Linked DNA regions of Homo sapiens: region 2 is linked to region 1. A link is a contact called in ENCODE Hi-C or POLR2A ChIA-PET data. All regions are on one chromosome and are shown on one strand. Each heading gives the region's core, a stretch centred on a gene start or an enhancer-like site at or near the end of the contact. The rest is flanking DNA. Distances are from core to core; before and after follow the strand shown. Region 1 holds the start of SIPA1L2 (signal induced proliferation associated 1 like 2). Region 2 overlaps SIPA1L2 (signal induced proliferation associated 1 like 2).

Region 1 (5,721 bases), core at 2,169-4,668:
TGGCCAACGTGTTGAAACCCCATGTCTACTAAAAATAGAAAAATTATCAGGGCTTGATGGTGCGTGCCTGTAATCCCAGCTACTTGGGAGGCTGAGGCAGGAGAATCACTGGCACCTGGGAGGCGGAGGTTGTAGTGAGGCAAGATCATGCCACCACACTCCAGCCTCGGTGACAAAGCGACTCCATCCCCTGCCAAAAAAAGAAAAAAGAAAAAAAAAAAAGAATTAATCCCTTTAGTTTGTTTCTTTGGGAACCCCTAGAACACGATGCAATTCACAGGAGAAAGAAGAATTTTGAGGGATAGAAAGTGAGGCTTGGGCAACAAGGGGAGGGAAAATCTTGGCCTGGGGGAAGGCGAAAGTGATAAGTTCACACTAGCCTTTAGGCAAATACAAGTTTATAATTCACCATTGATGTTTGTCTTCAAAATTTCAGCAAAATGTATAGCTTTAACATAGAATGATTTTCAGTAAGATGTCCTGAGGCAAAAAGGATGCAGTGATATCTTCATAGGTGCTGCAATTCCACCGTCTGTGCTAAGTTTCAGGCTGTTTGCCTAAAAAGGCAAGAAACAAGAAGGCTGCTGCTAGGAAGACCAGCAAGGAGGGACACACACATTAAATCTAATACTATTTCTGGAATATTTTATTTGGTGAAGAAGGTTCAGAATCATTCCTGAGATGTGTCTCTTGAGGATCTCTTGTGGTCGGCCGTGAGGTGGACACCTCGTGGGTTTTGCTCTCGCCTGTATGTATCACCATTGTTCTGCACAGCAAAGGGGCTCACTCAGGACCTGTTTGTTGAAAGCAGGAACATTCCGATGAAGGCCAGCCTCATGTGACGTGGAGTTCTGGGAAAGTAAGAAACTCCCACGGACCTTCATAAACGTACACAAATATTTACTCTGCACAATCAATTACAGGCATTAAAAAAAATACTGCCAACCTTGGTAGTGGGGCTTAGGATATTTCAATTTTAGTTTGGAAAGCACAAGAAGTGGGATGGGAAGGTGAGAGAGTGAGAATTGTGGCTAACACCGTCATCGAAGAGTGTCTGGTCAGACTTCCTTCCATATATGATCATTATGTACTGGATATTAAGGAACACATCAAAGGGATGGGTTCCTCTTCATCTATTAGACAGTGTACATTTGTAGCTGCAGCAGTTAAGACCCACCTCAATGACAACCCACTGACCAAGGATCTGCTCCGGATTGTAGTGGATTTGTGCCTTAGGGATCAAAATGCTGGAGGAGATGTGGTTCTTCTCCTCAAGGCCCTTATAGACAATGAAACACGCAATAAGGTGAAATGTGATCATGTCCTCCCTAGGCACTCCCAGGAAAAGTTCCTTCACGGCTGCTCCTCCTGCAGGGTTTTGTTGAGTACACAGGAGATAACATTGATACCTCTTGTAGAGTATCTACAACATATGAGGATACACCTGTGAGTTGGTGAGCTCTTGAAAAGCCGAGCCTTATGTCCTGTGCATTTTATATTCCCAGCACCTAGTATGGTCTGGAACATCAGAGGATCTCCATAAATCTGTTTTTTTTTTTTTTTTTTTGAGACGGAGTCTCACTCTGTCACCCAGGCTGGCGTGCAGTGGCATGATCCCGGCTCACTGCAAGCTCCACATCCCGGGTTCACACCATCCTCTTGCCTCAGCCACCCGAGTAGCTGGGACTACAGGTGCCTGCCACCACAGGCGCCTGCCACCACGCCCGGCTAATTTTTTGTATTTTTAGTAGAGACTGGGTTTCACCGTGTTAGCCAGGAAGATCCTGATCTCCTGACCTTGTGATCCTCCCGCCTCAGCCTCCCAAAGTGCTGGGATTACAGGCTTGAGCCACCGCGCCCGGCTTCATAAATGTTTGTTAAATGAATACATGACAATCTTGTAAATGCTGATAATGGGGTGACAATTGGGAAACTCATCAAAACCTGGAGTGCTCAGGAATTGTATTATGTCACAGGATTGCTTCTTGACCTGTTTAGTTATATCTAATCCCACAGATTATACCTATAATTTAAAAAGATACGAAAGATTGTATAATGTGTACATGCTTCAGATCACAGAGAAATATAGTGTGGGAAGGACCGCCTCTATTTACCTTTTAACAGGGCTGTGTTCTAGGAAGTGTTTGTGATAGGGAAGTAGAGATAACACTTTTTCTTCAGGAAGAAGTCTGACTCTAGAAGGGGAGAAACTGAAAGCCCCAATCCAGTCTCAGGGAACCCAGCTCAAAACTCTGACAAAAAAGCCTGCTCAGGAAATTCTACGGTGTGGCTGGAAGGTAAGTTAGAGGCTGCCTCCACCTGCTTTATTATTCCTGCGTATAGATGACTGTTGCTGTCCATTTAGGCAGAGTCAATTCCAGTCTAGCTTAAAAGATTCTTCTGAGACCCTTTAATCTTTCAGCATCTAATTCAAATGTCAAGCAATTTACAATAATAGTTTCAAATAATGCTTCCTCACAGGTGAGTCAACATTTCTAAGAAAGCAGAAAAGTTGGGTATAAAAAGTTCAATTCTTCCTCGTCGGAAAAAAGATGCAAGACATTTCTACCGTGGGCTGAGCGCTGCCTGGAGGGCAGGGAGGAAGGGGTGAGCGGACCGCGCTGGGATGTGGGTGCCTGGAACTGCCAATCTCTCCGTTTTCCCCTTGGCTCCTAAAGGTCTCTTAGCAGCATTTCCTGCACGCTGGCACCCCCTGTCCTCCTAACGTTTTACTGCCTGCGTGTTTCTCTGTGCTTCCCCACCCTCCGACCCACAGGGCCCGGGGCGCCCTCCGGGGGCCGGCACACAGCAGGGTCTCGCTTCCTCGCGCTGTCTTCTTCAGATGGGATCACTTCGACTTGCGGCCGTTTGGGCGTTCGCGGGGCCTCGGCGATTCTGTGGCGTCCTGGGCTGTGTATGTAGCCCCAGCGGCCGAGGCTCACGGATCCGACCGCCCGGCCGCCGCGTCTGTCCCAAGTTGGGAGACGGGAGGGCCGGGTGGGGTCGCGCCTGCGCCAGGGGGCGGCTCAGAACCAGACTCGCGGTTTTTAACTTATTCCTCAGAGGGGCGAAAGCGAGTCTCGACAAGGACGGCGACGGCTCTCTAGAAGCCGGGGTCCAGGTAGGCTGCCCGGCCCTCGAGCTCGCCCAGCGCCGCTCATGATGCGCCCCGCAGCCCCCTCCCCAAGAAGGGCGTCCGGGCCCCTCCTGGACGCGCAGCTCCCGCGCGCCGCGGGGCCTGGGAACAGCGCACCGGCTGCGCCCGGAGCCGGGCGGACGGTGAGACTGACGGCGTCCGCGCCCAATCGTGGGGCGGGGCCGAGGGGGCCTGCAGGCAGCGACCAATGGGAGCCCGCAGAGCGGGCGGGGGGCGGTGCCGCTGGGCGGGCGGGCGGTGGCATCGGGAGCCGGCGCGGCAGACTGGGAGCCCGGGAGGAGCTGGCGGAGCGAGAGGAGGAGGAGGACGGAGGAGGAGCACCGCGCCCCCGCCGGCCGCCCGAGCGCAGGCCGAGAGCTCCAGCCGCAGCCAGCGGGTCCGGGCCGCCTCCGCCGGAGCCCGGCGCGGGGAGAGTCCGGGCCGATGGGCAGCCCCGGGCAGCGGCGGGCGGCGAGGCGGCAGCCCGGGTACGCGCCGCCCGGCGCGCACAGGCTGTAGCAGGTTCCGGCGGACGGCGTTGCGAAGGTTCGTGTCGGGGAATCCGACGGGCAGCGTGGCGAGGGTCGGTTCGGGATGCCTGCGGCCAGGCGGGGACTGTCCCGAAGGGGAAGGGGATGCCCTTCGGGGCGCTTTGGGGGGCTGACGGCGGCGAGGGGTGCGAGGGGCGCGGGGGTGCGAGGGTCGCGGCGCAGGGTCCGGCTTGTAGACGCAGATGCGCCCGCGCTCCCGATCCCCGGCTGGAAGAGGAGCCGCCGCCGCCTGTTCTCTCCAAGTTATCGATCGGCTGAAAGGTTATTCCCGTCTCGGCGACACAGGCACTGAGGAGGGTCTTCTCCAGGTGCCCAGAACTTCGCTCTGACTAACGCTCTCTGGAAGGGCTCGCGGTTGCCCGACGCAGCTTCCCCGGCGCGCCTGGCCAGCTGACGCCGAACTTGCTGCGGGGCTAATTCCCCTTCTAGAGGGGGTGCGCCCGGAGCGCGCGCCCTCACCGGGACGGATCCCTCTTTGTAAGACCGGGAGCCTCCGGCGAGCGCTCTTCTCACTCACCGCGACCTTTCTTCCCACTTTGCCAGCTCCTGGGCCTCTCCGGGTCTTCCCGTGTCAGTGAGGGTAGTTTGCCCACGTCCTGGGAATATCCCTGGGAACACCTACAGATTAATTTTCAGCCGTGCCGCAAACCCAAAGAATCAATTTCGGCTCATCATCTGCAAGAGAGAGCCGAGGCTTCTCGGAAAGAGAGAACAACTTGGCATTACCCCTGTGGGAGATATTTGTCATCATTAACCTGCTTGAGTTAAATTAATTCAGCCCAAGATGACTCTGGCCTGAGTATTGGAAAAAATCAAGTGCATTGGTTACGGAATTGTGCTCACCAAAACATGATTTTGGTCAAAACAAAATTGTAGACATTTTGGATTTTGGTTAGATTGAGACTGGGTTTTGACAAGGATGGCTTTTTTTTAAAAAAAACAAGGAAAAAAACCCTCAAAGAATCTTGGTGATTCTCATGTCTTTGCCCAGTAAGTTCAAAATAGTCGCACAGATTTTTCTTTTCTTTGCCTCTTTTGTCTGCAGTCTCCATTCTAAACGTTAACACTAGATGGCTTTCTTATGACAGACATTTAGTAAACTGCCCATTTGAGTCGCGTTTGTGTGCAGCCTAGGTTGTAATTTTTCTAGTGTTACAATTAGTAATTGAAGAAAAAAGATCTCCCAAACTGTTGCTTTTTATTGCTTTCCTAGAAAACCTACACATACCGATATTTTTGCGGATATTGAGAGGTGGCCTATTATTTTTGGCATTCCCAAAGTTGAATTTCAAGAGACAACTTGGTTACTGTATTTAGTTACATCATTTAAGAATGCTTGTTTCATGTTTGGACTTATTTAAAGAATTCAGAGTTCTGTTAGTTTTGTCATTCTGTTTAGACAATATTTCCAGTTAAAAGATGTTTACCGCTTGATTGAATTTCACTGCTTGATTCAGAGTTATAAGAGAGTATTATTCATGAGAAAAATGCAGTCTTTCTTAAGTTTTGGGTATAAATCACATTGATTCTTCCTAAAAGATTCCATTGATCCATTTTGGGAAGAGATGCAGTTAAAGTATCTGCATGATTCATACCAGGGATTGTGTTAGGGACATCTCCCCAGAGGATGTTTGATTTTTTCATTTCTAAGCACAAGCCCTTTTATGACAAGCACAATAGCCCGTAGTTTCAGCAGTAACAGCAGCAGCAGCAGCAGCAGGCTCCCAGTTATGTTTTTAAGCACTTTTATTCTAAAGCAAGATCACGGCAGCCTGTCCAAATCTTGCCTAGGTAGGCAAACTTATTTATACGCTGAGTAAATATCTTGAAATTATCTTTGTAGCTATCATTTATTGTGTGCCTTGCCCAGCTTAAAATAAGACATACTGAATTTGTTCTAAATTAGAGTGTATTCATAAATAGCTGAAGGAAAAAGAAGAAAAACTACAGAGCAAACATCTGGGAAGTAGGAAATGAAATCAGAAACAGCTTTTATCAGTACCCACATTCTACCTATAGATGGGGTGAAATGAA
Region 2 (5,923 bases), core at 2,436-4,935, 200 kb after region 1:
AATGCTTATTGATGGAGTTAATAAACCAGTGCCTGGGTAACCTAGGGAAGCAGGAGGAATGTGGGATCCACCATTCCCAGTTCACAGTGTCAGGAGCCCCAATCAGTATATGGTGTACTCTTAATTCTTTAACTCTGGGTTTTCACAACCGACACCATAGCAGCCTCCTCCAGCCCCAGGCACACACACGCACATTCCTTGGCAGCCACCCGGGAGTTAAATAAGTACAGAATTGTGTATATGGCATGATTCCAAGATTGTACTAAGGAGGCAAAGGGAGGACTTACAACTCTTCAAGACAAGTTACACTCTTGTGAGGAAGAGGGTAGGGGAACAGGAATCATCTATTAAGCAGAACAAGCATATATCTAGCCTGCTTTCTCCTGCTGTTCAGTTCTTTTAATTTAGCAAACACATTTTTTTTCTTTCTTCGAGGGCAGGGCATTTAGATAGGAGCTCAGAATACCAAGCAGTATTTATGCTAACCTAACTAAGGCTTTGCAAAATGAAATAAATCAACTGCAAAAACAAACCCCATGTTCTGGATTCTCCTGTAAATGGCACACACGACGTTGGGCTGTTTATCATTATTCATGCCACCGTACCTTTCTCCTGGTACAAATGACTGGACGTCAGCAGTATAACTCCGAAAGAAGAGCATTAGTCCAGAAGGAAAGAATTCATGAAAAGTTTGTGGACAACATTCTAGAATGTTATCAGCATCAGAGAACACTTCTGTAATGATACGACTGCTACTAAACAAGGAATTATGCCACATTGCTCATCAAATGGATTCTGTACATTTGTTCTTCAAGTTAACTTTAAAACATCTTACAGTTGGGATAAAATACATTTCTAATGAAATCTAATTTTTAGAAAATGTTATAAAACAAATGGAAAAATACATAGAGTTTGTGATCACGCTATCATTACCTATACATTTTCAAAACTATACGCTTTGGTCATTTTAAGGGGGAAAGGTGAGTAACCTACACACATGCAGCTTATTAACTAGACCATGACTTTGAGTGCCCCAGCCTTTAACAACGAAACATCTCGGGGATCATCCAAGGCTTTAAAATACATGAGACACACGGGTAGTGGAAGGCAGTGCACAGTCCTTCATCAGGTTCTTGATGGGGAAACTAAGGCCATAAGCCTTATTGGGACAATGGGGAAACTAGCATGTGGACTGTTAGATAACAGTATTGCATTAATGCCTGATGTCCTGTACATGATCATCACTTGGTTAACTACTGGGGGGATGTCCTTATTCTTGGGAAATGAATGCTGAAATATAGGAGTATGATGATGTCTTTAGGCTTGCAGCTAATTATCAGATGGTTCAGAGAGGAATTAGTGGATCTTGAAAAAGGGTATGTGGATGTTTATGCTACTATCCTTTCCCTTTTCTGTAGCTCTGAAATTTTTCAAAATACACTTGGGAAAATAACATACAGGGCGTCAGAGCTCGTTGTCTAGACACACAGTTTTCATGTTAGGGCTCCCTAACTGGCGTGCACCCCAGTGAATGGGAAGAGTCCATTAGCTCCTATTATTCATGCCTGTTGATTGCTTGCCTTACTCCTCAGGTCACCTTGGTCATGTTGCTTTACTGTTCTCCCGACCTGGTGTTCCATGTGTGTGGATGTCATTGTAGAGGCAGTGCAGCGTCTTCCCGAGACCCACAGTTAGCACCCAGAGAGAGGGAGCCATCAGTCATACTCAAGGGCACCAGACCAGCCACCAGCAACTAAGTTTCTTCATAGGAGTAGATGAGGCGCTTTGTTTGTTGGTTGGTTAATTTTACTTAATACCGCAGTGTTTTCCAAAACGCAGAGACCCTGAAAATGGGTCCGTTTATTTTGTGTCTTTATTTCCTCTTGAACCTCTACAAAAAGTTCATTTTAATATCACTCTTATTTTTATACTTTATTCGTCTTTTATGAGACTTGCTTTATACATGTATCAGAAAAGGTCTGTGCTCACCTGGGGTTTCAGAATAAGATTATATTTACAGCATACTGGAGGAGCTTGCTACCGCGGGAACCCTGTGTTAAACTCTTTCAATAGAAAGGACTCCTACTCGTGAATAATCCTTTGCTGGGTCACTTTCTGTAACTACGTTTATATAATGCTTACCCTATGCTACTCACTGTTCTAAGTGCTTCACTAATATTAACTCAGATTATCTTCAGAGAAACCTTCGGAGGTAGATACTGTTATTATCCTCAATTTACAGATGAGAAAACTGAGGTTAAGAAACTTGCCCAGGGTCTGGCAGTGGTAATGGACAGAGCTGATGTTGAGACCCGGAATCCTCGCATTGCACTCACGTGTCAAGTTTGCTGAAAGTGAAGCCCACCTGCCTTTCTGAACGCTGAGATTAGACCTATAATTTAAACTCTTAAAATTTTTCATATTTATAAAGTAACTTTTGTTTTTCATAAAACATATTGTTGATCTTTCTAATTTAAGAAAAAGATATTTCTGGTGGTGGTTAACTGTCCACTTAATTTCTCAGTCAGCCGGGGGTGGGTAGTCCTTCTGGCCTTAGCTTAATTACTAACCTTGAAAATTTTTATTGTTTTTAGGGCCTCTGTCTGTTTCAGTATTGTTGCTGTTGTATCATATGATAATGCAGCAAACACCCCTGTAACTACCACCAGGTTAAGGACTAGAACATTGCTGTGTCTGGAAGCTCTCTGCATCCTACCCAATTACAACCCCTTCTCTTCTCCCTTGAGGTAGCCACTAACCTGGCTTTTGTGATAATCATCCCCTCATTTTCTTTACATTTTCCTGAATGACATGTTGTTTACTTTTACCTGTTTATGAACTTTATTAAGCAACTGGCTCATGATCATTGTATTCTTTGTGACTTGCTTCTTCTCTACATTGTTCATGAGATCGCCCAAGTCGTCTGTAGCCTCAGTCCATTCATTCGTAGAGTATTCCGTGTATTCATTCATAGTTATTAATCGAATATCCTTCTACTATTGATGATTTGGGTTGCTGCCATTGGGGAGTTCTTAAAATCAGTGCTTCTAATCAACATTGTTCCATGTTGACAGTTGCACGTGCAGCAGGGGTTTGCTGTGTGTGTGCGCCCTTGGAGTGGGATTGCTGTATCGTAAGCTCTGCAGGTGCACACACCTTCATAGGTAATGCTCAAACTGTTTCATGCACTTTTTACTCCCACCAGCAGTAGGAAGGTACCTATTGCCCCAGTTCTTACTAACACTGGGTCACTGGGTATTGTCAGGCATTCCCATTTTTGCCTGTCTGGTGAGTATGTAATGCTATTCCATTGTGGTTTGCATTGGCATTTCCCTGGAGACAACTGAGTTTGAGCACCTTCTCCGACAAATATATTCACCATTTGAGTTTGTTCTCTTTTGAAGAATCAGTTTAGGAATGTTGCCCATTTTTCTATCAGATTTCCCCGGCCATGTTTTTAACATCCTTCCTGCCACAGGCATACAACTTGCACGTGAGTAACCTTAGCCTACGTAAAATGAGGCTTCCTAGCAAGCTCCATGGTAGAAAGAAGGCTCCATCTGCCTCACTGGGCCCGATTTTGCTCTCGGAGAAAGACTTGAGTAAAGCCTTGTGGCTCTGAATTTGGCCGTGTGCCAGCACTGCTGAAATCAGATTGTATTGCAGCTTTTGTCTGTTTTTCTCCTCAGTGGTTCTCACCATTCAGGAAGCCCTTCAGCTCACTGTTCAAAAAGTAGTGGGTCTCTGGATTCATCCAAAGTCTACATCGTGTCTCACAGCAGCGGACAACAGGTTCCCGGGTCCATGTCCAAGCCCTACCACAGACAAGGGGCAGTGAACAAATATGTCATCGGCTGGAAGAAATCGGAGGGCAGCCCACCGCCCGAGGAGCCTGAAGTGACTGAATGTCCCGGGTAAGGTGGCTGGCTGTTCTTCTCTGGTCAGCATTTTTCACTGTAGGGATTGACTAAGCAAATGTATTTTCCTCCCAAAGGAAATGTATTTTCTAAAAAAGAATAATCTAAAAACATCTTTCTTAAACTCTTTAAATGTTGATGTTTATATTTCCCTATAAAATTATTCTCTTGATTTTTACATAAAAAAAGGAAAAGAAATCTGTGTTCTTTGCTTTTATATTCAAATCTGCCTGCAATAGAAAAGTCATGGTAACATGCTGCTGATGGTGTGAGTATAGCGTCTCTATAAATACACCAGGTCAAAGGCAGTTCAAATTCCCACAGAGTCCTGTGTGTTCCTTAAAGTTGCCGTGTAAGTGACATCCTAAAACAAAAAGTATTTTTCTTAATTTTAGCATGACTTCCAATTTTCCTTTTAGTTGTTAGGTTTGAGGTTGAGGGGGGCGTGGTGGGCACGTAGGAAAGGATGCTTTGTATCTGTTTGAAAAAGAAAAAGATTTAAAAATACTGATAACCCATCTTACAACACTTGTGAAAACTATGCTGATGCCTCTGTGAAGAGACAGGTAAATAAATTGCATTCAAGAATGCAGAGCAAGGCTGGCTGGGGCTAAGGAACTATTTGCTTATTTCGTAAAGAAGCTTAACAGAATACTCGTGCTAAATGATCAGGTCTGTGTGCTCTGCTGTACCTGCCTGCGATAGCGTCATCAGGCGTGTGGTGCTGAGCGTGGCTTGCACCCACACTGGGATGGCTCTTCAGAGAGAGCCTCCAGATTTTACACTTTGCCAGTGAACTAGTATCACTTTTTTCTCTTAAAAAAAATGATCCTGTGTCTTAAATACAGCTCATATGATATTGCCTTCTAAATTAAAAATTCTTTTAGTGCTTAAATTGAACATGGAATCTTTTGTTAAAAAAATCATGTCAGTCATTGCAAATGGCTTATTTAGGAAGGAATTTCATAGTGATAACTAGCCCTTTTTATTATAAATGAAAATGGTAGAATGATACATTGGTATTTCTGTCTAATAAGAGTCTTCTGAGTGCTTCACGGGAATTCATTCCAAGCCTTTTTTAAGTTCTGTGAAATATTTTTAGAAGCATTTTATATGTCGCCGTAGTACTATGTTTAGGCGAAGGACTCTTTTGGAAAGTCAGGGAAGTGTGAAAGGAGCCCATTCGGACAGTTTTAATGCAAAAGCCCAGGGTTTATGCATTTCCACGCACTGGTTTGATGGCACTAATGCTCAGTGAGAGCGAGGCAGTGTCCAGAATGAGGTGAGAAAGGGGTTTGTGTCTCTTGAGTCGCAGGTTGTGTGCACACTAGAGGAGACTGAGATTGTGTCTCCGCTGGAGCTCCCCACCTGGGGACCCCTGTGGTATGGAAGGGCAAATGGCAGTCCCCACACATGCTCTTGGGTATACCTGGGAGGGGAGAGGCTGTAGAAGTTCTTCTGTCCTAAGCTGCATTTTATCGGGAGGATTTGAGCTCAAACTGGTTATCGCAAGAGGCCGGTGCTGGGATTCGAGACCAGGGCTCCTGGTCAGTGTGCCGGCTCATCCTGGCAGATGGAGCAGGTGCCCCAGGCTCTGCCCAGCAACACAGAGTGTTTCTAAGGCAAGGCAGTCATACAGGACTGCACTAACTAGATTTGAAGTTTTATCAAAACAGTGTTTTACCGGATTGCTGAAAGATATGCTTAGAAAACAGTCAGCCAAGTACATCATATTTTTAGTGTCTCATTGTGCACTGAAGAAGAAATCAGTTGTGCTCTCCAGAAGTTTCACATAGACCAGTTATTTCTCAAAATCATATTGTGGAAGCCCTACTGTTAATTTTGTTAATAATATCATCTTACATTTTTAAATAATATCAGCGAATGAGCAGTTCTGTCTCAGGCTTCTGTGCACCCATTCATGCTGTTCCCTCTGCCTAAATGTCCTTTGTGAGTTTCTGAGCCTGGCCAGCACCCTCCCAAAGGGGATTGTTCTCTGCACCCGC

The links. A loop is a pair of places that touch in the nucleus more often than their neighbours do. ChIA-PET counts read pairs that join two places held with the same protein, here RNA polymerase II (POLR2A). Pooled maps may share reads with other maps.
Region 2: a loop to region 1 is called in a map of heart right ventricle, with 8 times the contacts of the local background. The contact joins the enhancer-like site here to the promoter of SIPA1L2 in region 1. A Hi-C loop is called at or near these places in 35 of 168 maps with a recorded cell type or tissue (A673, CD4-positive, alpha-beta memory T cell, IMR-90 and 19 more), 1 of 37 single-sample maps with no recorded cell type and 21 of 50 pooled maps. POLR2A ChIA-PET finds 5 or more read pairs at or near these places in 1 of 52 experiments (MCF 10A).

Annotation. Positions count from the first base shown.
Region 1 is chr1:232,627,830-232,633,550 of GRCh38, reverse strand. SIPA1L2 (signal induced proliferation associated 1 like 2) reads left to right here and starts at 3,418. Exons shown (of 23, transcript NM_020808.5): 1 at 3,418-3,682. LOC124904551 (a long non-coding RNA gene) reads right to left here and starts at 2,969. Exons shown (of 2, transcript XR_007066943.1): 1 at 2,115-2,969; 2 at 624-794. RefSeq lists silencers at 3,001-3,480, 3,541-3,640.
Region 2 is chr1:232,430,238-232,436,160 of GRCh38, reverse strand. SIPA1L2 (signal induced proliferation associated 1 like 2) reads left to right here. Exons shown (of 23, transcript NM_020808.5): 16 at 3,690-3,914. Among named protein-coding and RNA genes, the nearest start is that of SIPA1L2, 200 kb to the left of the region's middle. RefSeq lists an enhancer at 1-23. Within about 2 kb of position 3,685, at least 2 of the 41 ENCODE cell types and tissues checked have a DNase peak (open chromatin) inside an H3K27ac peak, as active enhancers do; they include heart right ventricle and left ventricle myocardium inferior, where a contact is called at or near this core.